Linked DNA regions of Homo sapiens: all the other regions are linked to region 3. A link is a loop called in an ENCODE intact Hi-C map of the cell type or tissue named here. Cell type or tissue: IMR-90. All regions are shown on one strand.

The links. A loop is a pair of places that touch in the nucleus more often than their neighbours do. Peaks named below come from ENCODE experiments on the same cell type or tissue, not always from the same donor. Only the 100,000 strongest peaks of a DNase experiment are listed, where the experiment ranks them.
Region 1: a loop joins it to region 3, with 22 times the contacts of the local background. A loop is called at or near these places in 2 of 110 quality-filtered maps.
Region 2: it touches region 3 in a loop (2.7-fold over the local background); 2 of 110 quality-filtered maps call a loop at or near these places.

Annotation. Positions count from the first base shown.
Region 1 is chr4:156,938,880-156,946,879 of GRCh38, forward strand. All of the region lies in intron 1 of PDGFC (platelet derived growth factor C), which reads right to left. Among named protein-coding and RNA genes, the nearest start is that of PDGFC, 29 kb to the right of the region's middle. In IMR-90, no CTCF peak of the experiment used is centred here; DNase peaks (open chromatin) are centred at 3,282 and 7,812; H3K27ac peaks cover 2,041 bases.
Region 2 is chr4:157,041,613-157,049,612 of GRCh38, forward strand. No RefSeq gene overlaps it. Among named protein-coding and RNA genes, the nearest start is that of GLRB, 31 kb to the right of the region's middle. In IMR-90, CTCF peaks have their summits at 1,759 and 4,106; DNase peaks (open chromatin) are centred at 4,099 and 6,819; H3K27ac peaks cover 175 bases.
Region 3 is chr4:156,290,085-156,298,084 of GRCh38, forward strand. No RefSeq gene overlaps it. Among named protein-coding and RNA genes, the nearest start is that of CTSO, 340 kb to the left of the region's middle. RefSeq lists an enhancer at 1-206. In IMR-90, a CTCF peak has its summit at 4,723 (motif pointing right); DNase peaks (open chromatin) are centred at 1,467, 4,017 and 4,647; H3K27ac peaks cover 149 bases.

The DNA.
Region 1 (8,000 bases), 650 kb after region 3:
TCAATCCTTAGAAAAATAATCTAAGTATTAAAATAGGTATAGTAATTTTAAATTTTAAAACCAAATTCACTTGGAGTAAAAACCACAATCCCATCAAATATCATAATTCCTATTAACAAGAGGTCAAAACCAGTACAGAATACAGCCCTCCTTGGGTCTGCAATTTGTGATTCAGTATTGTCCATGAATGCATCCAAACAATATAATGGCTTCTCTCTCAGCCTTAAGATGAATAAAGGCTGGGCCTCTATTATTAATTAACTAAAGAACTTTGGCTATTTAATTTACATATCGTTTTTTAGGCTTAATGGTATGCCAAGCTCTACCCTAAAGCTCTACTGTAGTTACTAGATCACCGCTTTAAAGTTATATCTTTTTCTGATTATCTTACATTGTATTATACAATAATATGTGCATAAACTTGCAATACTGACATCATGAACAATGTGAATTCACTAGAAAAATAACTCGATGAGTCAGATATAGAAACAAGAAATAACAGGCAATTTCAACCTTACATGAAATAAAATCCTATAGTCAGCAAGGCCTTATTCTCAGTTACTGGATTTTCTCACATAAACCTAAAAAACAAAATTAGGCTCATAAAAGTGGGCTTGAAGAGATGAGTCTATACAAATCTTATATGTAAGAAAACACATTTTTCACTTAAATGACAATGTGGAATTCACATCAGACTTGTATTATTAGCCAAATGAAATATATGCACAAAATGTTTTATCGTTTTATATTTAAATTGTGGCTTGTTACATAAAATGCCTTTCAAAATCAAGTTGACATCAATGTGTCCTCAGCAGAAATTAAATGAACACCCCCTTCTAAGAAGTGTTAATTGATTTCTAACTCTGATCATTCCTCTACAAGCCTTATGCCTTAAATATTACCCAGATAATACAAAACTTCTAAAACTGCTACCAGCCTCACGTTGACAGAATGCAACATAAAAATGGAAATATAACTACTTGGGATTACAGTATATAAAGTTAACAGAAGCTTACTGTAAAGGAAGTTACTGAAATTGGTAAACAATTGCAGTTGCTCTGCAACACTAGTTTCTAGAAGCACTGTTCCCTACATAGAATGACATGCAAAGGAAAAAGCTGATTTTCTCATTTCCTCAGAATATCTGAAGCAATCAACAATAATTCAAGTAGATTAGTCACATATGAAAGCGTTTAATTGCTCAACAATGTGAATTACTAAAAATACATATTTAAAGAATCAAACTACTGGTTTGAAGTCAAAGAACCATATTGAAATCTACCTAGTTATTACATCAAATCAATTGTTTTCCAATTTCAAGATCAGCCTTTCCTTCCTGGGTACTTAAATATTTCCAAGTATCCTGAAAAAGTTCAAAAATTACAGTACTTAATCCAGAGAGTTAAGCCAGTCTTTTCTAAAATTTTGGAATCTTGTCTATATTATTAAATAGTAAAGTAAATGCCCTAAATATAGGTTATGAAATATATATTCAACACTCTGGACAATTGATTTTATCTATTTACTCAATAAATGTTTAATAATGGAGATCAGAAAAGTAAAACAATGCGTGAAATTCAAAAACAAGTCCCTGACATTTCTGGAGACTACCTTGCCATGGGAAAATTAAACTATTAAAAAGGGAAATTGCCTGGTACTCTTAGAATAAACAGAGGCCCTCAAAGGAAGAGATCTGTGCCTTTTTGTGCACTGATCGATACCCAATGTCTAAGGTTCTCAAAGTGTGGTCTGGGAATTTCTGGGTGTCTGTCCAGAATATCCTTTTGTGGGTCTGTAACATCTAAAGTATTTTCAGAATAATAATAAGAGGTGTTTTTTTGCCTTTTTCACTCCCATTTTCTTATAAGTGTACAGTCAAGTTTGTCTGGGGCTACCTACTGTGTGATATCACTGAATGCAGAGACAGATATGACAATTCAGTTGTCTTCAAGTAAGCCAGACATAAGCAAATTTCAAAACTATAAAATAATACCACACTCCTCACTAATTGTTTTTACTTTGGAAAATATTTTTTCATAAATATGTTAATGTGTTTATCCTTGCCATTTCTAAATGAATAACAAATAAATATGTTTGAACTTTCTTGGCTCTAACGTCAATGTGGTAACTATCAATAGATATAATGTATGCAAACAAAAGCTCTTTGGCATCTTCAACAGTCTTCACAGGTGTAAGAGACTCTTAAGACCCAAAAGACCAATGGCTTAGCACATAGTTAGTGTTCAATAAGTATTTGTAAACTAAATTGTGAATTAATAATGAAGACCATACTGACGCAGTGATCACTGAGCTGAAATCTGAAGGGATAGATAGAGATCTGTGAGGTAAGTGAAACATAATGAAGGGGTTCTTCAATAACGTATACAGTTTAAAAGTAATGCTATTTAACATTTTTTCCCATGCAATTAAGCAATTTATAGAAAATGATTGAAAATGAAATATCCTCTTACAAATGAGAAACTGCACGGGATGACGGTCAACAACCATGAAAGGTTATTGCCTCTCCACAAACTTTATTCTGTAATTTTAGACAGAACATTTGTTTTAGAGCTGGACATCCAAACAGCTTTCACAGGAATACTGTGCTGAGAGAAACAAGGTGGTTTATCATTAGCTTTATCATTTTCTAGAATGCATCAGTTTTAAAATAATGTTATTGTAATCAATGTTATTATTATTTGCTATTTTTTAAATGCCAAGGCAAAAGAAAATACCAAATAATGTGTTTGCTCAATGCTGTTTCCAAACACTACCCACTCATGATCCTTCTTTCAACTTTTGGGCCGGTTAACGATTTCTTTTTGGTATATGAATACGTGAGACTTCATCAAAGACAAAATTTGAAGTTACTTACATGATAAAATAAGATACCATATATTCGTTGAAGGAATACCAACAATTCTGAGAGTCCTGAGATATGTGATCAAAATAATAAGGTGATATGGTCTATTTTGCAAGAAGAGCCTGTTAATAAAGTAAAAATTGAACAGGAACAGAGGTGGCTTAGAAAAAAAATAAAATAAAAGAACTTTGACGTTTTACATGAAAGTCTTCATAAGTTCCTGGATGATCTATTAGTGAATAAAGGCAAGTATAACAAAGTCATTTCCAAGATTTTATAAAAGGGAGGCAGATTATGAAAGCATTCTGATGGATGGCATCAAAAATACACTCTTGAGCACGTAGCCCTGTGGTCTGCCTAAAGACGAGAGGGAAAACCCCTTGTTGACCATAAAAGGGCCGCCTGCATGTTCTCAGTGGAGAGCATACAGGATCGTATTTACACAAGTATAAATACATGCCATTCCTTTGTGCTCACAGGCGCTCCAGAAGGCTGGCCAGGGGAGGAGGGTCCAAGAGCTCAACGCAAACAGGATTCAAAAAGCCTGTAACATTTTTCCAACATCGAATGTACTTTATTTTTCTAGCTTATCTTCTTTCATGATTAAAAAATATCTACAAAGCATAGAATCACTATAATTTAACAGGTGGCAGCTCTAGAAATACTTGAAAATAAGCCTTTAAGATTCCACAGGAGAAGAGAAAAACACTTCCCATAAATAGATACTTTTTTCTAGTAACACTACAGCTGTATGAAAATTGAGGGGAAAAGAAGAATGTATTTGTGTCAATAACCATGCCCTATCCATTTACATTTCTTAGTAACTTACAGGCTAAATTTTGAAAAATTCTGAGAAACAGTAAGAGCACAAATCACCAAGACCTAAAACAGACAAAAAAAATACTGCTACCAATACACTAAAGGAATAGATGTATATAATATACATGTATATTATATAATTATAATATTATTATATTGTAATTATATATGTATAATTATAATTATATTGTAACAACATGTATAATTACAATATATAATTATGTATAATTGCAATATTGTGATTAGAGAGCAATCAAATGGATATGAATGATTATGAATACAATGAATAATTTCCTCTTAAAACCTTTAAGGAATTCTGAGATTTCTGCTTAGTAATATGTGTTAGACAGATACCATACAGATCTCAGATTATCCCTCTCGGCTAGAGTATGTGTGACTTAACGTCCTATCCCAAGGTTAAAATGAGCATTAGTAGTCATTTAATCTGATTATCTTTTCAGTGAGTGAATTCCCTCGAAAAAATCTGTGCTTGGTGCCCTATAGCCCAGGAACCTATGTAACTAATAATGCTTAAATGCTCTACTCACTTCTATTTAAGGGTAACCCCTACCAATGAGTAACAGAAAATTCAAGTCTGGCTCAACCCCCCGGTGTATCAATATATCAACAGCACAGATCAGAAATGACGCAAATACAGCCTTAGGCAGGGAATTAATACCTATGATGTAGCTCATTTCATCTCTGAGAAGCTCTGTTAAACTGTTTTACTGGTATCAACCTTGATATTATTCGCTCTAAATTCCCATGGTACTTCTTCATAAATCTATTTTCATATGTCCTTGCTAGTAAAAGTGTGGTGCACAGGCCAGCAGGATCAGCATCACATCAAATTATTAGAAATGCAGAATCTCAGGCCCCACCCGCAAGCCTACTGATGTAGAATCTGCATTTTAACAAGATCCGGGAGGATTCAAATGCACTTTCAACTCTGACAAGCACCACTATAAGTGCACAAAACCTCTTGCTTTAAATGTTCTCCTGTGGAGCTACATTGGAGTGTTTTATTGGCCTCCCTGCATCAAACCTTTTTTTTTCACTCGACCCAATTTGTTTTCAGAAACCCCTACATTCATTTTCAGTCTATCTAGCCAAGAAGATGGGCAGAGAAACTAAAATCTATTAAGCAGACCAAGCATGTTGCCAGAAGTCCCTGTGAACTAGTTCTTAATGTTAACATTTTACAAATTAGAGAATTAAGTGCTCAGAAGGGTTAAGTGGTGAAGTCAAGATCATGTAACTAAAAAGTGAATAAACCAGAATTTAAACCTAATTTCACTAAGCCATATTTTCACACTCTGCCTTTTCTTCCACTGTGGATTTTCCTCATCCCAAACGTCCAGGCTTTCCCTTAAAACAAATATGTTGTGTTAGTAAGAATAAACTCCAAGGTATTTAAGAACTCTCGTTGACTTGTCTACATTTAAGAAATGAAACTGTAAATTGAGCAAGTCTGCTTAGCACCTAGCCAAATTAGAGCTTTAGTTCTAACAAATTAAAGTGGCTATTAGAGGCACTGTAACGATTAAAGGCATGTGCCATGGAGCCAGACTGCCCTTGCTGAAAACCACATGACCTTGGCTTGTGGCTTAAATTCTTCTTAGATTGGGATTAATGCTAGTAATTTCACTCAAATGTCTTCTGTGATCATTAAAGGTATCAATATGTGTTAAGAGCTTACATGCATGTCTAGTAGATGGTAAACACTGAGTATGTCTTAGCTATATTTATCACTAAATGGAATTCTTTATTCTGGCACATCTTCCTCTGTAAATAAAAAAAGGGCCTGTCTTCCACTAGGCATTATTTATATGCTTCCAAATCAATGCAATGTTTGCTTCTTTCTCTTCTATTGATCTACTCACATGCACTGACTTCTTATCATGATTAAAAATGAAAAATAAAATCCATCACCAATGTGTGTCTCTTACATACTTTCACCATCACAATCAATTCATGTGTCCACTGTTAGCACGCTAGGGCAATTAACAAGTAGCTTGAAGATTTTCAAGACAAAAACTGCATGTGAAGACAAAAATGCCTGCCAAGTCCCACAGGTGGCACCTTCAGGCTGGCGCCTGACAATCCATCTCAACTCCCAATTTCCAGTCCGCCAGCAAATACCAACAGCTCTCATTTCAGAATAAATCCAAAACCTGACCACTTACCTACTTTGCTCTGGCCTAAGTCACTATCACGGCATTTGCTCCCTTGCTCCCCTACAGTGTATTCTCACTCGGCAGAAATAATCATCTCTATATAAAATTCATCACTCATCTACATGACCCCCTCCAGAACACAATCCCCCTTGCTGATCCTCAATCTTGCTAGGCACATTCTGACCCAGGGCATTTGCCTCTCCCCTTGGCCCTGTCTGTGAAGGCCTTCTCTGCCATCTCTGCAAGATCTGTGCTCAAAGTCACCTTCTCAGTCAGCCCTCGGTGACTTATTTCGAACTGCAACAATGTGCCCTATCCCCACACTCTCTAACCCCCAAAACACAGCACTGACCATTTTCTATCATACCAATAGTTTACTTATTTATATGTTATTTGTCCTTTTTTCTCCCCTCAATAGAAATGTAAACTCCAGGAGACCACAAGTTTTGTACATTCTGCTCATTGCTTTTTAATCTGTGACTAGTATCTTGCTGCATATGTCATAAATGCTAACTAAATAGTTGTTAAATGAATAATAAACAGATTTTATAGACATCTCTTAATATTTTAAATTATATATATGTGTATATATACATATACATACATATATATATATATATATATATATATATATATATATATATATATATATAATCAGTAGGGAAAATTCACAACAGTAATATGCTTTCTTCTAGACAGAAGTCTAAACCAAAAACCAAAGATTTATAAGAAAAAAGGAAAAACAGAAAAAATATAGCTCCTATTTATAGATGCTAAGCAACTACTGTCTCTTTTCCCAAAGCAGGGGGGCAAATGAATTTGTGAATTAAAGAGATCACTCTCTCTCAAAGAGGCTACTCTCCCTTAATGTGACAGTTTAGCTCAGGAAGTGGATGCAATGACCTTGTACAAATGAAATTGCAGGAGCGATTGGCAGAGCAATTACTCATTTGGTCAGGATGCTGGCTAAAAACTCATAATCTTGCAAAAAGCACCTTGGGAATTTTAATGACCAAAGAGACTCAGCAGTTTAGTTTCAATTCTCTCTGAAAAACATCCAACATTGTACCACTCTCTCCCTCTATTATAATATTCACTCATGGGCCCAATCTGACTCCTAAATCACCAGGCTCATTATCAGAAGGATTTCAGCCCTTTGCTGCCAGGAGCTGATCGCGTCTGATCCAAATCAACTACTGGAACTAAGAAATTAGAATTCATATTCTATCCTCTTCCCATATTTGATTTGGCAATAGTTATCATGCCAACAAGAGGCTTTAGCCTTGATATTTCTTCTTGTAAACTATGTAACATTTGTTATATTTATGAAAAACTGAATGAAAGTAGGTTATGTCCTGCCTATTAAAAACAGCCTATGGAATATGCAGACAGAACTGTGAATCCTACAGAAAGTACTAGTTGTTAGTATTACTCACATCTGGCAGAGAAGATAGAGAGGAAACAACTTTAAAAAAACAAGAATTTTAAGGTAAATGCTGAAATATTTCTTTATCTACCACCTAGAATATGGACTATGTTATCAGAATGAGGCAAAAATAATAGCTTTGGTTTCACAGCATATGGTAAACAGAAATATAAAAAGTATAACTTAGGAAAAGCAACCAACCCACTTTAACGTATACTATATATTATTTCATCCAAGATGATTTCATTTATCAATAAAAATTATAAACAAGCATGCTATAGTGAGGTTTCCACCTTTGTGATGAAAAATGGCCTTGGTATTATTTTATTTAATGAGCATGGCATTAGAAATTATACAGGATTTTAAACAACAACCCCTTTTCTGAGGTAATAGTGAGCTCAAATTTGCCTAGGTCCCCGAAGGAAGAGCTACTGTCTTTTCTCCAGAGTTTATCTATTTATCATCAAGACCACAGGAACAGAAAGACACGTCATGATGAGACAGACAGAGCCCGGGACTGAGAGTTGGACTTGTGTTCTAGTCTTGCTGCCAACAACATACATGACTAAGATAATGACTTCACCTCCTAGAAAATGACCTCACTTAGACCAGAAGGAGAGGGCTAGGCAACACAGTATCTCAATCACTCCCAGTTCATGTTTTCATATGTGTTAAGACTTTCTTGCCCTTGAAAATTTCCAGACCAAAAGCAGTA
Region 2 (8,000 bases), 750 kb after region 3:
TATTTTTAATATTTATGAGGAAGTAATTTTTGGTCTGAATTATCCTTTAATTTTTTTCTTTTTAAAAACTTTTTCCCTTGTCACAGGTGTTGAAAATAATTTTTTCAATATCCACTTTACTATCACACAGTTTATGGTGAGGGTAATAGCTGGATTATAATTTACATATTTTTAATTTTGTTAGTTATCTTGTATAATTAAGTAAATCATTTGCCATAGTTGTTTATACTGCTGGTTCAGGAAAACAGTTTTTCTAAAATCATAGAATAAATGCATAGAGAATAACATAGTTGAATAAACATATGAAAAGCCAAAATGATAGTGATGTAAATTCTGAGTGAAAATAAAATTGTCCATAAAACAAATTATTAATAACATAGCATTTGCAGGAATCACAAGAATTTATCTAGATAAAAATTAACTACAAAAAAGATTAACTTAAGACTATATAGAAAAATTCCTGTAAAACCTTGCATTTAAAAAAACGAAGTCTTTTTCTGTATCTTTATGATATGTTGCATCTATATGATGAAAACTATCTTTTGTAAAAGTTAATAGCAACAGTTTTTAAAAACAAGAGTATTTTTACAAGTATTTCCAGAGTAATATCATATCCATTTGAAAATTAATAGACAATTATAAACATTTATTTTATGTTCAAATTCACTCTAGTTATTAAATCCTCCTAGGAATCCTTATAAAATAGATGTGTAGAAGTACATTAAATCATTTCTAATTAACACGGTACTTATATGCTTATATCACCATTTTTTAAAGGTCTTATATTTCTAGACAACTAAAACTTGGCTAGCTAACATTATGTTTCTTGGATTCCAAAACTATATCCTAGGGAACAAATAACATTTTAATTTCTACATTTTCTCACAACTCTACAAATACCTGACTTAGTTGCATAATTCAGTGATCCAGTAGATTGTATAAATCCACTTCTAAATTTGAACTGTAAGATTTTGACAAATGTTCAAAAACTGAGAATTTAAATAGAATTATTTAAATTATATTTTGCATAGGTACTAGTAAAATACAATGTTCATTTTATGCATATTTTAGTCAAATATTTTAAACGTAGTATTTTACTCAAAACTACATGTACTGTATTAATGAACTGTTAAGGGATTTTCAAGGATAATTTCACTGGACCCTATTTTGGTTTTGCACGTGACTTTAGAATCTACTTTTGGTGGAAGATATGTTATTTCACATGACTGATTATCTGTAGAGGACTTTATTCCAGAGAAGGTAGATACTTAGAAATTAAGTCTATCAATTTTTTCTCCCCTTCTCTCAAATAGTAGAGAATTCTGAATTTAATAGTACAACATTCTGATTAATAAAGAGAAACAAAATGTCAAGGCTTCCTCTTGATTTGGGTACTCTGTTGGAGATCAAAAGTTTTTAAATATGGAGAGATTTAATATAGGAAATTTGTTAACCAGTTGTTGGAGGGTTTGGGAGCAAAGGGAAGCACTGAAGCAAACCACATGAAGTAAGAGCAGGAAGTAGCTCTCACCCCCAGGACTGGGAAAGAAAGGGAAGATAATAGAGTAACCAGAACCCAGTAGCAGACCTCTGAGTAGTGGGCACTGCCTGGCTGCAGCTGATACCTCTGAGCAGGAAAAGTGAAGCGGAAAAGGCTGAATGCTGAAATCAACTGTCACTGCTGGGGTGCTGCTGACAGGCACTACAAGCAAACAGGAGTAAAAAAGTCCCTTCCCCTCTCCTCCTATCTCCTAATCGCCCTCTAGTTCCTCCTATTGGTGGAACTTAAAGTGATGCCACTGGTAAAGAAGTCCTTGAAGTGTAATTTGCAGAGTTGTGGTTCCAGCTTTACAGAGCACACTATATAAAAGGATAGATTGGGAACTGAATGACAAAGTTGAAAAAACAGCACAATTACAAAGCAGTCATTGACAATGCTTGTTTATTACATTATTTGATTATGCATATCAAAATTCATTTGGGTCTCATTACAAATAGTATTTACAACAAACTATTCAATACTAATAAAACATATTTCTGCTATAAAGCTACATCTCATTGGTGCTTAAGTTCATAGATTTAAAACTTCTATATATTTTCATATTTAACTCTACATTTTATTAAAAGTTTTTGAAATGGAAAATTCTGGAGATGATGTTGTGTAGAAGAAATAACTTAAGATTTTGCATCTGAATAACTAGTTTTCAATCCACTTTTTGATTACTAACTAATTGATTTTGGGCGAATCTCTTAAAAACTGCCTGAACCTCATATTTCTCATTGTGGGGTCTTATTTGATTATTTCTAAAGTCATTTCAAGATCTAGGGATTAGAAGGTATTTCATTCAATGAATTATAGAACAATCCAATACATTTTGCTATTAATATTTTCTGAATGGGGTGATATGGTGTGGAATTTACATCCATGACCTTAACATAAAATAATGATGCTATAAAGAACATGCAGAAATGATTTGATTAACCTATTTCTTCCAAGCACATAGCTGTCTTGGTACATAAAACTAAAAGAGGCCAGGTGCAGTGGCTCAGTCCTGTAATCCCAGCACTTTAGGAGGCTGAGACAGAAAGATCGCTTGAGAACAAGAGTTCGAGACCAGCCTGGGCAACACAGCGGGACTCCATCTGTACAAAAATAAATACATTATTTAAATTAAATTACAAGAAAAAATTCTCTGTAGTGATAGCACTTTGTTGAAAAAAGTGCTCAATTGTAACAGAACTGGGTCTTTGTTTTGTACGACATTGCTGCATTATTGCTAAAGTAGGAGTAAATGCAATTTAATTTGCCCCAAATCAGAAGGCAATTGTGAATTATTGTCTTAATCGTGCTTTTCTTTGTAAATGTTATAATTTGGAAGGGAAAATACAAAGTACTATAATATTTTAAAACTCAATAATTTGAAACTACTGAATAATCAATCTAGCATATATAGACTTTGAGATGCGGAAGAATGTAATATTTAGAAATCTTTCCATTATTCTGACATACGAAAATTAGAATGAAGGTGACATTAGCAAAAATACTGGTTTTTAAAACAGGATTAAAATTTACTAAAGGAATAAATAAATGGAAAGGACTGACTAGGCAAACACGGAAAAGAAAATCCTTGGGTGTTGATGCTGACCCCAAGCAACTAGGATTCTGGAATTTATTAAAAGGAATAATTCATGAAGCATTTGGAAGTAATCTCTCTGCCATATTATGCATTCATGAGCTATTTGTTAGGATATTGTGGCTACTTTTGGTCACTGTGCTTTTTAAAAGATGTGGACAAACCAGAAAAAATCAGGGAAGAATGAGAAAAATGAATAATGTTTAGAAAATAGTGACCTTAGGAAAGGTTTAAAGAACCTTGTTGTTTATAGCAGAGAAGAAAAGCCCACGGAGCGGTCTGATGGTTTTTGTTAAATAACTGAAGTATTTTCATAAGATTATAAATAATCAGTATATTTTCTCCACACTACTGTTACCTAGAACAAAAGGAAGTTTAATTAAACAACGTGTGTGTGTGTGTGTGTGTATATATAACACGCATACCATATATTAAACTTGTTTTTGTTTTTTCCTTTCTTTGACCTAATGATGGAAGTGCTAGAACCTTATTTCAGTAATTCTTAGGAGGATAAATCTCCCTTGAGATCTGAAAATAGGTCCCTCTCTTTTTCTGAACATAATAGCGTCCTTGGTGTAGGAAAGGAGCTATACAAGCATCTTCGAGGTTTTAGATGGTATAGGCTCAGGACATTTAGTCAAACAATCTTTAGGAGGGTAGGAGGGTGAATTTGACAGGAGGGGTATATAGGGCTTTTTGAGTTTTTAGAGTTATAAAGTGAAGTTATACCTCTAGGCATCCAGGTACCACTCCAGAGCTACAAAGACAATTGCTGTGAAAATTTTGAAACAGTACTCTCAGAGACTGAGAGATGGCTGAATATAGCTGAGAGAGATGAGCACAGGTAGCTGGATTATGTGAATCCCAGAAGTTGAGATCCTTGTTTCATTTTAATTCTGAGACTAGAATGCTTTGGAGATTCATGGAGTCAATCACCTAGCTGACTGTGGAGGACCAGTTGTCAACAGGGACACCATGTGGTAGGGAGAAGCAATGGCAGTAGAGAATAGTGAGAAATCAAGCTGTCCCATTTGAGTAGGGAGAGGTGAAAGCGCAGAAAGAATCCAGCTTTCCTCCTAATATGGACATTTGAGACTCTAATAGAGGCGTGATTGAATGTACAACCCAAGTTAGAAGAGTAGCTTTTCAGAAGAACAGCTATATTAAGAAAATATTCTTTTACAATGAAAGAAATAACAAAAATGTGTTAAGTAAAGATAAGGGGGAACATTTAATTATTTACAAATGTCATTTGCTCCTGGAAGTTGTTCCTGATATGTCTAAATGAGATAAAATCATTCAATTTTTAACTTTCATGACACCATGAACTTTTGCTTGGAATTCACCAAAATTGAAATTTTGTATTTATTACTGTTTTGTTGACAAGTCTGCCCTCCTCTCCCCAGAATATACATTTCACAAGTGCAGGTACGTGCTTACCTCTCACCTCTGTATCTTCAACATAGGATCACCATGTATCATTGGTATAGTTTGGCTGTGTCCCCACCCAAATCTCATCAACAATTGTAATCCAAATTGTAATCCCCATGTGTTGAGGGAGGAAACTGGTGGGAGGTGATTGGATCATGGGGATGGTTTCCCCTGTGCTCTTCTCTCTTTCCTGCTGCCATGTTAAGATGTGCCTTGCTTCTCCATTCACCTTAAACAATGATTGTAAGTTTTCTGTGGCCTCTCCAGCCATAAAGAACTGTGAGTCAATTAAACTTTTGTGTATAATCACCCAGTCTCAGGTATTCTTCATAGCAGTGTGAGAACGGACTAATACCCTCATCGACCTCTATCACAATGATACATAACATTCATTCAATACAACACTTGGTAAAAAGCACACACTCAAATATTTAGGGATTAAATGTCATTCTTTAATAGTCTAACAATTGAACACATTATTTAAAAACCTTCTCACAATTATGAAAATCCTAGACTCAGATAGAATCATTGATGCATCTTTGCAAACATAAAAAGAATAAATGCAAATAAGAAATAACATAAATCAGACATCAATTCTTTCAGGAAGTTGAAAACAGTGAATAGTCTCTAGTTCTTTTTATGAGATTAGCACCCAAATCTTAACTCCAAAACCTAAAAAAGAAATTACAAGAAAGGTAAATTACTGACCAATCATGAGCATAGACGCAAATATCTTTAATAAAATCCTTAATAAAATATGAGCATTTAAAGTTTAGCGTTTGTCTACATATATAAAATATCAGATGGGATTTTTCCCGTATTCAAATTTAGTTTAGCATTGAAAAATCAATCAGTAAAATTGATCATACCAAAGAAAAAAGAAGAAAGGGGAGAAAAGTGCATGATTATTTTGATGTATTTAGAAAAATCATTTGACAAAATTCAACATTTATCTATGATAAAACTCCAAAAATACTAGGAATAGGGGAAACATATTAACCTACACATAATCTATAAGAATATCTATAAAAAACCTAGTGCAGAAATCTTATACAATGGGGAAATATTGAAAAATGATCTCTTGAAATTAGGAATTAGAAAAAGATGTTCACTATTAATATTGCATTCAATATTGTATTGCAAATCTAGCCAGTAAAATAAGGCAAGAAAAAAGACATAATTAGAAAAAAAGAAATAAAACCATCATTATTCACAGGCCTAATGATCATGTGCCTAGAAAATGTAAACAACTTGCAAATAATCAGAATTAATAAGTAAATTTAGCAAAGTTATTGGGTATATGTTCAATTCACAAACATTTCATTCCAGTAACAAAACAACAAAAAAGTGAAATGAAAAATTGATATCATTACATTAACATCAACAAACATCAAATATCAAGGAAAAAATATATCAAAATATGTTCAAAATCTTTATACTAGGAGTTAAAATTCTCATTAAGTTTAAAGAAGACTAAATAAATGCAGAGATGATTCATGATTATTGGAAGGTATGATATTGGGAGGCATAATATAAAGATGTCAATTTTCTCCAGACAATGTGTAGATTCAATGCAATCATAACCAAAATCCCAGCAGATTTTTTTAAAAATCAAAATTGATAAACTTATTAGAGAAGACCAATATTGGCAATACAATATTAAGGGAGGAAAACAATCCTAGACCCTATCAAATATCAAGACCAATTCTAAGGCTATAGTAATTAAAACAATTTGATATTTGTGCAAGAATAGACAAGTTGAACAATGGAACAACATAAAAAGGCCAGAACTGTCCCCCACATACAGTCATCTGATAGTGGTGGGTGCTTTGAGCTATGAGAAGCCCGTATCTCCCTTAATACATGAAGGACTTATTGTCTCAGATGCTGGAAATGCTACTGGAAGATGATTCTCAACTGTCAGCCCTCTATGGGAACTGTCTCAGCTGAAGAAAATTGGCTCACTCAAGATTACACTTACTTCCAGGGTTAGCCTGCATCCAACATAGGGATGTAAAGACCAAGTCCCTTCTCCTCAACTCAGGACGACTTCAGAAGGTCATCCCAGCTCCATATCTCTCCATGGAATCCACAGAAGCTTTTATTGGGACAGCATTTTCCTTCTCTGAAATTCTGTTTCTTTTATAACTCTTCTACAGTTGTGAAATCCTAAGAGCAATTCTTAACAAACGTCTGGCAATCTAATCTTCTTCTCAGAGGCTGATTCACATGGAAGCCAGATTGCAGCAGTTAGTGCCAAGGAGTGTTCAAACAAGCAGACGCTAAAATGTGATTTCAGAGCTGGATCATGTGCTGCCTGGCTGGAGGATGACAGTGGACTACTACAAAGCCAACCAAGTAGTAGTCCCAGTTGCAGCTGCTAGGCCAGATGTGCTTATTGGTGCTAAAGTAGCATAGCAGGTGTATGGTATATGGCCATTGAGTTGATGAATATGTTCTCCTCTGTTCTTTTATTTATTTGTTTATGTTTTTGAGACGGATTCTCGCTCTGTTGCCCAGGCTGGAGTGCAGTGGCGCGATCTCGGCTCACTGCAAGCTCCGCCTTCCGGGTTCACGCCATTCTCCTGCCTTAGCCTCCCGAGTAGCTGGGACTACAGGCACCCGCTAACACGCCCGGCTAATTTTTTGTATTTTTGGTAGAGATGGGATTTCACCGTGTTAGCTAGGATGGTCTCCATCTCCTGACCTCGTGATCTGCCCATCTCAGCCTCCCAAAGAGCTGGGATTACAGGCTCTATTCTTATCAGAAAAGAGGATCATAAACACTTTGCATTTATTTGGAATAGACAGGTATAGTTTTGTCCCAAGACTATGATAACTGTTTTGCACTGTTACAGTATAAAGTGATCTAGATCCTCTGGATATTCCACACATCATACAGACCCACTATATTGATGCCATTATCTTGATTGGACTGGATGAGCAAGAAGTGCCTAGGTGATTAGAGGCCTTGGTAAGATCCATGTGTTACAAATAGTGGTAAACTCACAGTGATTCAGGGATCCATCACATCAGTAAAACATTTAGGGGTCGAGCGATCCTTTACTCTCCACATTAAAAGATAAATTATTGCATTCTGTATTTCCTATTACAAAGAAGGAAGGACAATACTAGGTAGGCCCGTTTGTGCTAAGAAAGCACCATGTGCCACATCTAGGAATACTGCTCTGACTTTTATACCAGGTAACACAAGAGTCTTCCACCTTTGAATAGGACCCAAGCAGAAAAGGGCTCTGTAGCAACCCTATAGTCTCTAAAAATCTCTGTAATGATGTTTAATGTACCAGTAGTGAAATACGCTATGATGAGTTTATGGAAAATCCCAATGAGAAAAATTGTAACATAGACCCTTAGGGCTCTGTAGCAAGGCCATGTCACCTTCGGTAAATAAGTACATGCCTTTTCAAAAGTAGC
Region 3 (8,000 bases):
GGCAGGCCTCCTTGAGCTGTGGTGGGCTCCACCCAGTTCGAGCTTCCAGGCTGCTTTTTTTACCTAAGCAAGCCTGGGCAATGGCCGGCGCCCCTCCCCCAGCCTCGCTGCCGCCTTGCAGTTTGATCTCAGACTGCTGTGCTAGGAATCAGCGAGACTCCGTGGGCGTAGAACCCTCCGAGCCAGGTGCGGGATATAATCTCGTGATGCGCCGTTTTTTAAGCCAGTCCGAAAAGCGCAATATTCGGGTGGGAGTGACCTGATTTTCCAGGTGCGTCCGTCACCCCTTTCTTTGACTCGGAAAGGGAACTCCCTGACCCTTGCACTTCCCAAGTGAGGCAGTGCCTCGCCCTGCTTCGGCTCGCGCACGGTGCGTGCACCCACTGACCTGCGCCCACTCTCTGGCACTCCCTAGTGAGATGAACCCGGTACCTCAGATGGAAATGCAGAAATCACCCGTCTTCTGCGTCACTCACGCTGGGAGCTGTATACCGGAGCTGTTCCTATTCGGCCATTGTCCAAGTTAGGTCAGCTTTCTTCCTGCTCTAGTCCCAACTCTCCATCATTTATTTCTTACCACAGTATATTTTAACACTAAGAAAAAATTGTTAACTTTATTAGGAAAGATGAAAAAATTTAGATTTTATGCACTTGCTTTGGTTTTAACCTTTCATTATACAACATGTCTCCTCTTTATCATAGCGCTTTTGCTTTAAGAAAAAGTTTGTGGCATAATTTAATGCTGTCTACTAATTTCTTATGCTCAATTGCTTAATAGGAGTAGCCTTATGGAACCCTCTCCACATAAATTCATTGGTTCATTTCTCTTGTACTTGTAACTGAGAATACCTAAGGATCTTCTGTACTTTTGTTAACAACCTCCCATCCTCAAATCTCTGACCACAACTATGGGCAGTGGCTCTTTACAACAGAAATAAGTTATTATTTTTATTAGGTTAAGCTGGAAGAAGCCTGCGACTTATAGTGGGAAAAACTCCTTTACTCGTACTCTAGGAATGAATTTTAATGGAGCCAAGACAAGCATTGTGTTCCTAAAAGAAGATTCATTTAATGGTGAAACCAAGTTAAAGGAATACATATTTATAAAATGTTATGTTTCAGACTTTTGAATGTGTACAAATATATTTTGCCTTTTTTTCCCCTAATTCTACAACATGGCTATTCTTTGGCTTAATTAAATATCTTAAACAAATGTGTGCTTGGTTTAAACAATAAGTCACAAAGCTATTTGCCAGCATTATTTTCAAATTGCATGTAGAATCTCTCCATCTTTATGTTAAAACTCATTCCAATGCACAGGCAGGACAAGATTGATGTAATTATTTAAACAGAAACAAAGAGGGTTCTGTTCATAGTTGCAAATCATATTGGTGCAAATCCACTGCCCTGGCACTGAGTGATGAGTGCTGTGGAGATAAGAGGTTGTAAGCACCAGAAAGAGTCATTTATGGAGTAATTCCAGGGAACTATAGCAGTACTTCAGATGCACAGCATTCCTTAAAGAAAGATCATTGATAGTAAGTCACACACACGAGTAATTTATGACTAAAAGCAAATAAAATAGCTTACAGATTTTCTCTATTTCCCTTTGAGGAGGAAAATGTTCTTTTCAGTTAACAATCAGAGGAATTAGAGTAAGAACAAAAAAAGTAAGGAGAGGAGAAGAGGTCTTAGTGACAACACACAGGATAAAATTAACAGTTTAAGAATAATTCGGTAGCTAGCTGAGTGAATATCCTTAATTTGATTGAAATTTACTTAGCTGGTTTTTCCCACTAATAATCTTAATGTTCTTAACAAAATGCAGCACAAAAGTTGATAGTGTTTACAGTTAGAAGCCTTACTTAAATAGTTACCCGAATGATTTGACAAGTTTCCACATATTAATGGAACTTTAACAAATTCATGATCATTTTAGACTATACTTTCCTCAAGAGAGTAGGAAATAATACTTCTACTTGAAATGTTTTATTTTCAGAGAAATGTTGTGGGATGAAATTAGATAACATATGTGAAATTTCTGTGCTAATAATAAAGAAATTTAAGTTCTGTTAATTTCAAATAAGCCTTCTATTCATATCTGTTGATATCTTGAAATTATGACAATCTATGTCTGCCTCCCTACTTCTTAGTTGCTACCGGCTTAATTTCAAATGTCTTAATTTAAATATTCTTAGATTATCCTTACGTATATTTTGAGTGTTCTCTTTCTCCTAAAATGATATAAAAAGCATTGAAAACACTGCTTGATAATGTGGATATATCAAAGCACATAAATTTCCTCATATAATTTTTAACATATTGATTTTTAGTTATTTCCTTACATTTTATTTTATTTTTCCAGGAAACAAATTTCTAACATTTTAGAAAAAAGTCATTTGTTACTGGCACAATGTTTTTCTCTGAGTTTTGTGTTATGGTCAAGGTATCCCACTCTGTGTGAAAGCCCTAACCCCAAATATTACTATCTTTGGAGACAGGACCTTTAAGAGGTGATTAAAGTTACACAAAGTCCTAAGGGTGCAGCCCTGCTCCGCTCCAATAGAATTAATGTGCTTGTTCTTTTTTTTTTTTTTTCTTTTTGAGATGGAGTTTCACTCTTGTTGCTCAGGCTGGGGTGCAGTGACTCGATCTTGGCTCACTGCAACCTCTGCCTCCTGGGTTCAAGCGACTCTCCTGCCTCAGCCTCCCGGGTAGCTAGGATTACAGGCATGCGCCACCACACTCAGCTAATTTTGTATTTTTCGTAGAGCTGGGGTTTCTCCATGTTGGTCAGGCTGGTCTCGAACTCCCAACCTCAGGTGATCCGCCCACTTCACCCTCCCAAAGTGCTAGGATTACAGGCGTGAGCCACCATGCCTGGCCTAATGTGCTTGTTCTTATAAGAGACACTAGAGAGCTCCCTTTGTCTTTCTCCCTGCCCTGTGAAGACATAGCAAGAAGGGCCACCATCTGCAAGTCAGAGAGAGAGAGCACTCACCAGGACCTGAGACAGCTGGCACCTTGTTCTTGGACTTCCAGCCTCAGAACTGTGAGAAATAAATATCGGCCACTTAAGCCACCCAATCTCTGGTATTTTGTTATGGCAGCTCAAACAGACTGAGACACTGAGATTAAATAATATAAAGGGATGTGAAGATAAAAGCATTTGAAAGACTCAGAAATCAATATTTTTTCACTTTCTTTACCGCATTGCAATAAATTCTCTCAACTCTTGTTCTCACTGGAAGGATATGAAATATCCTCATAATGTACTTGAATAATTATAAGATAATTGTGCAGATATGTTTTGAAAATATCAGATTTCAAGGTGAGCATTAACCTTATCATGAAAAGAATTTTCTTAATTTGCAGCATTTAAACTTTATTCTAGTTATTTACATTGACAAAAAACAATATCCAAGAAATTCTGAGCCTAAATCATTACAGTTGCCACCTTGCCATTTTTGTTGACCAAGTTTATTAATGCATGGGGATTGTAAGGGTAAATTAATCTACTCCACATGAAGTGGGTCCTGATTCAAGTTGGCAAATGTTCAACAGGATTTTTCATGGAGGCATAGATAGGATAAGAGTACCAGTAACCATTCAAATATTCAAGCATTTCTTTTTCAATTAGAGCTGTATTCTATAATTATCATCAAGCACTTTTAGCACTGTGTTTGCCAAAGGAATAGAAAGAACAACATTGCTGACAAATGTCACTAGGTTTAGAGTCCATTAATGAGCTTTTCTTAGAAACTGGCTTCTTTCAACTTGATCAGCTATGTCTCTTCTGATGATTTAAACATGGCTTTTTAAAGCTTAAAATCAAAACCTGGAGGTATAGTATAAATCACTGAAATGCAAGTTCTCGTAAATTGCATATTAATGGTTTAAAAAAATGACATGATTATTCTGTCTGTACTAAAGAACCTGAGAGCCTTTTCCATTTTACTTGTAGATTCTGTTTTTTCCTTTGGCTTGTGTCCAGTTAGGCCATGACATACATGAATCATCATTCCCTATAGACAAAGAATTTGCCTAAGCTGGAAAGAGAGATAAATACAGGGATGATGTCATAGACCAGAACTATGTCTAGAAAAAGATGAAGGGGATGGTTTCATTTTGCTTTAACATAATTTGACCTAAATATTCTATCACAAATTTTATTAGACAGTAATATAACCACAACTTTAAAGATAAGAAACTGAGACTTAGAAATACCTAATTATTCCTCATTAATACTGCTTATTAATGTTGATGTTAGAGTTAAATGTTAAGTCTGTCTATCTCCAATGCCAATGTTAACTTGCTTCTTTTATATAAACTCTACATGGAAACCGACCTCCTCGCTAATAAGAGCCTAATGTTAGTAAGCATTCTGTAACCAGATAGCAGGTCCCTGGGAATGTGGCAAAATGTGTACATTAAAAAAAAAAAAACATGTTCAGTAAAATTGACAGAAAGAAAAAAACTATTTTACCGTCTCATTTTTATGGCCATTTCATTTCAAGCCTTCTAGTATTTTTGTCCCTAGCTACTTGCAGCATCATTAGACAGCTTAGATATGGGAGCAGATCTACCAGCTTGGGTATGCTGGCTTCCGGGAAAACTAACCCAGCTCTAGCTGACGCAATGCATTAAGTATGGGGAACAAAATAGTTTCAAGCAAGTTGTCAGTGAGGGTCTGAGATAAAGTAATTGGTTTTCCAGTAGATGGCAGCAAAAGGAAAACATGGAAGGCAGTGTGCCTGAATATGAGCAGCTGGGTAGAATCAAAACTAGACAGGTGGCAGATTCAAGATCAAAAGGACATGAAATTCAGGGCACCAGTCACCAGGTGAGTTGACAATTATGAGTAAAGGAGAAAACAAGACCTAATAGGAAAATGGAGTAGTAAGTGTTCACCATCATGGAAATTATGTTGACCAAATTTCAACAGCAATTGGAGATCAGATTTGAGGATATCTACAGTTACAAAAGTAATTTCAATATTTAGCAGCAGATAAAAAGCATATGTGACTTGAGTCAATACCAAAGCATAAACAGTTATAGCTGATTAAACAACTCTTTGCATAGCAGACGCCAGGTGGTAATTGAATACCAAAGTGAGGTACCATCATCACACACAAACTGTAATTACTTTCTTTCCTTAATTCTTCTGTTGTTCTAACTCCATGTCCTCCCACCAATCTAACCATTCTCCTTCACTTTGAATTCTTCTTTCACCATTCTTCTCTCTTTGCACCAGTTCCTCACCATATTCTTGTGGTCATCTTGTATTGAAATGTAATTTATCATGGTAACAGGTAATTTGGGCAGTAACTGGATAGCCCAGGAGATTCTGTAATAACTGAACATTGGTAGAAAAAAGATGGATATACTTGCCCTTCTTCGTGCTTCAAATAATGTTCTCTAATTTCATGTCAATTAAACTGTGTTGTAACTGTTACTCAGTGATGAGCCCTTCTGTTAAATCATAGAAATCTTCCTACCATATCAGGAGATGAAATATTAACCTAAACTAGATGAACTATTAACCTAAACTATAACTAAGAATACTTAGTAAACATTATCTATCTGTTTAGGAAGTTTCTAGCAAGATAAAACTCTATCCCTTTATTCTTTGTTATTTAGGGTGGTGGGTGGAAGGCATTCAACTGAGAAGAAACCTCCTAAAAATTAATGTTCTCTTCTCCATTTATTTAACATGTTTCTGTACTTGCATTTTAAATATTCTGCTTGCCACTTCAGAATGAATAACACATGATTATGCAATCATACAGTGCTGGTCTAATCCTAGTAAGGTGCATGTAAAGTTCATCACAATGTAAAGTGATCAGCTTTACATGGCTGATGTATTTACAGTCATGATTTACAAACATGACACTGACTCTTATCAATATCAATGATATGGAGGAAATCCAGGGCCTTGGATTCCACATTTTCCTCAATGTAAGTGTGTTTTATTTGTTTGTTTTTCTGTTTGTTTTTGGAGAGCCTCCAAATGTTTAGATAACATCCACTGAATAGACGTTAAATTTCAAATAAAGTAACTGTGACATTTCCAAACAGTTTTTGAGTATGTGACTATAAATACATGATAAACCCTAAAAATAATAGTTAATTCATTTAAAAAAACTAATGATAAACATATCTTTTTAATCAAATTCCATCCTAATTTTTTTTAAATATTTGCTATATTGAAATGATAGTATATCTAGAACATTTAATATATTTTTCTCTTTCATCGATATGCACATACCCTGGCTGAGTTGATTAGTTTCAAGCCTAAATAAACATAGCAACATTTTTCATACCTTGCAGCAGGGATCAACCAACTTTTTTTCTATAAAAGGCCAAATAGTAAGCATTTCATCTTTGTGAGACAGACAGCCTCTGTTGCAATTACTTAACTCTACAGTTGTAGTATGAATGGCAGCCACAGATAATATTTAAATGATGGACATGTTATATTAGATTGATGCAAAAGTAATTGCAGTTTTTGCCATTAATAGTAATGACAAAAACCACAATTATTTTGCACCAACCTAACAGTACAATAAATCTATCTTTACGAAATTTAAGCACCAGACTGGATTTGGTCCATAGGCTGACCCCTCCACTGGAGTTTCTATCTCTTACTGTTTTTGACCTTAAATCACCTCCCATAACTTTATCAATGTTATATGCATCTATATAACTTTTATCATCATATGGAATAGTTGTACATATTTGCATCCCTGATATCTTACTAGGCTTATATAAGTGTTTGTGGTCATCTGGCCTACTCTTCTCTTCCAGTTTTACAGATAACAATGTTGGGACTAATGGTATGTTTAAAAGAAGGGAAAAACTCTATCTCCCATAACCATTTTTCTTTCTCCTCAATTTTCACATAAAACAGTCTCTTGGAAGACCAAGGCCATTTATAAGGTAATGAAAATGATAAAGAAATAATACCGGGTAGTCACAAGAGAATGGAAAATTCCAGGCAACAGGTTCACATGACTAGCAAAAGGAAACTGTTGAAATAGCTGCAGAAGTTAAGGGCTGATAAAACCCTGAAAAATAGTGTGGGCCAAGCTGGCTAAGATGGACTCGACCCAACATGGGCTGGATTTGACATAGGTTTCACATGGGACCTCATTATACGCTCATTAACATACAAATCTCATACCCACCAGTGTCATGACAGTTCTGGGAACACCCATATTTTGCGGAAAAATGGGTGACACTACAGTTTCAAGAAATCTGTATCTTTTTCCAGGAATCTTCATAAATTTTCCACTTCTTGGATTAAAAAAAAAAACAAACATAAATGTAGCAGCTCCAAACCCCCTTTTGTGTGTCTGTCTCTTGAGTATTCCTGCACTCCCCTTTCTTGAGTGTCACTTTACAATAAATCTCCATACTTTTACTATTTTCTGACGCATCCTTGAATTTATTCTCATGACATGTCAAGAGCGGGACTCCTCCTGGAGTCCAGGTCCCACCAATGTCTAGGAACCTCCCCTTGGCCACTGGTATCAGAATGTTAGATGAGAGAAGACCTTAGTGGTCATTTAGTGTAAGTTTCTATTTTGCAGATGAAGATACTGGGATACAAAGATTAAGTGATTTCTCAAACCAATTCACATAGGCAAAGCAAAACAAAACTTTGGAGTTGAAGTTATGCCTTTAACTTTCTGGTATAATGTCCTACTCACAATTCTCAATAATATCTTAAACAAGAATATAGGATAAGGAAATAAAATAGGTGCAGCCTAACACCCTGGCTATTACCAACGTTCAAACAATGTTGTTTCATTCCTCTGCCACGTTCTGAAACGGACTCAGAATAAACTTGCATTTCCCACAACTTTGTCAAGTATTGACAAACGTTGACAACATATATAATGCCCATTATAGGGCAGTATATACTTATTAAAGTGTAAGGAGCATATTTTATTGTAATTTTAGCAAGGGAAGCTGCATAGTCATGTCTTGAAATAGTA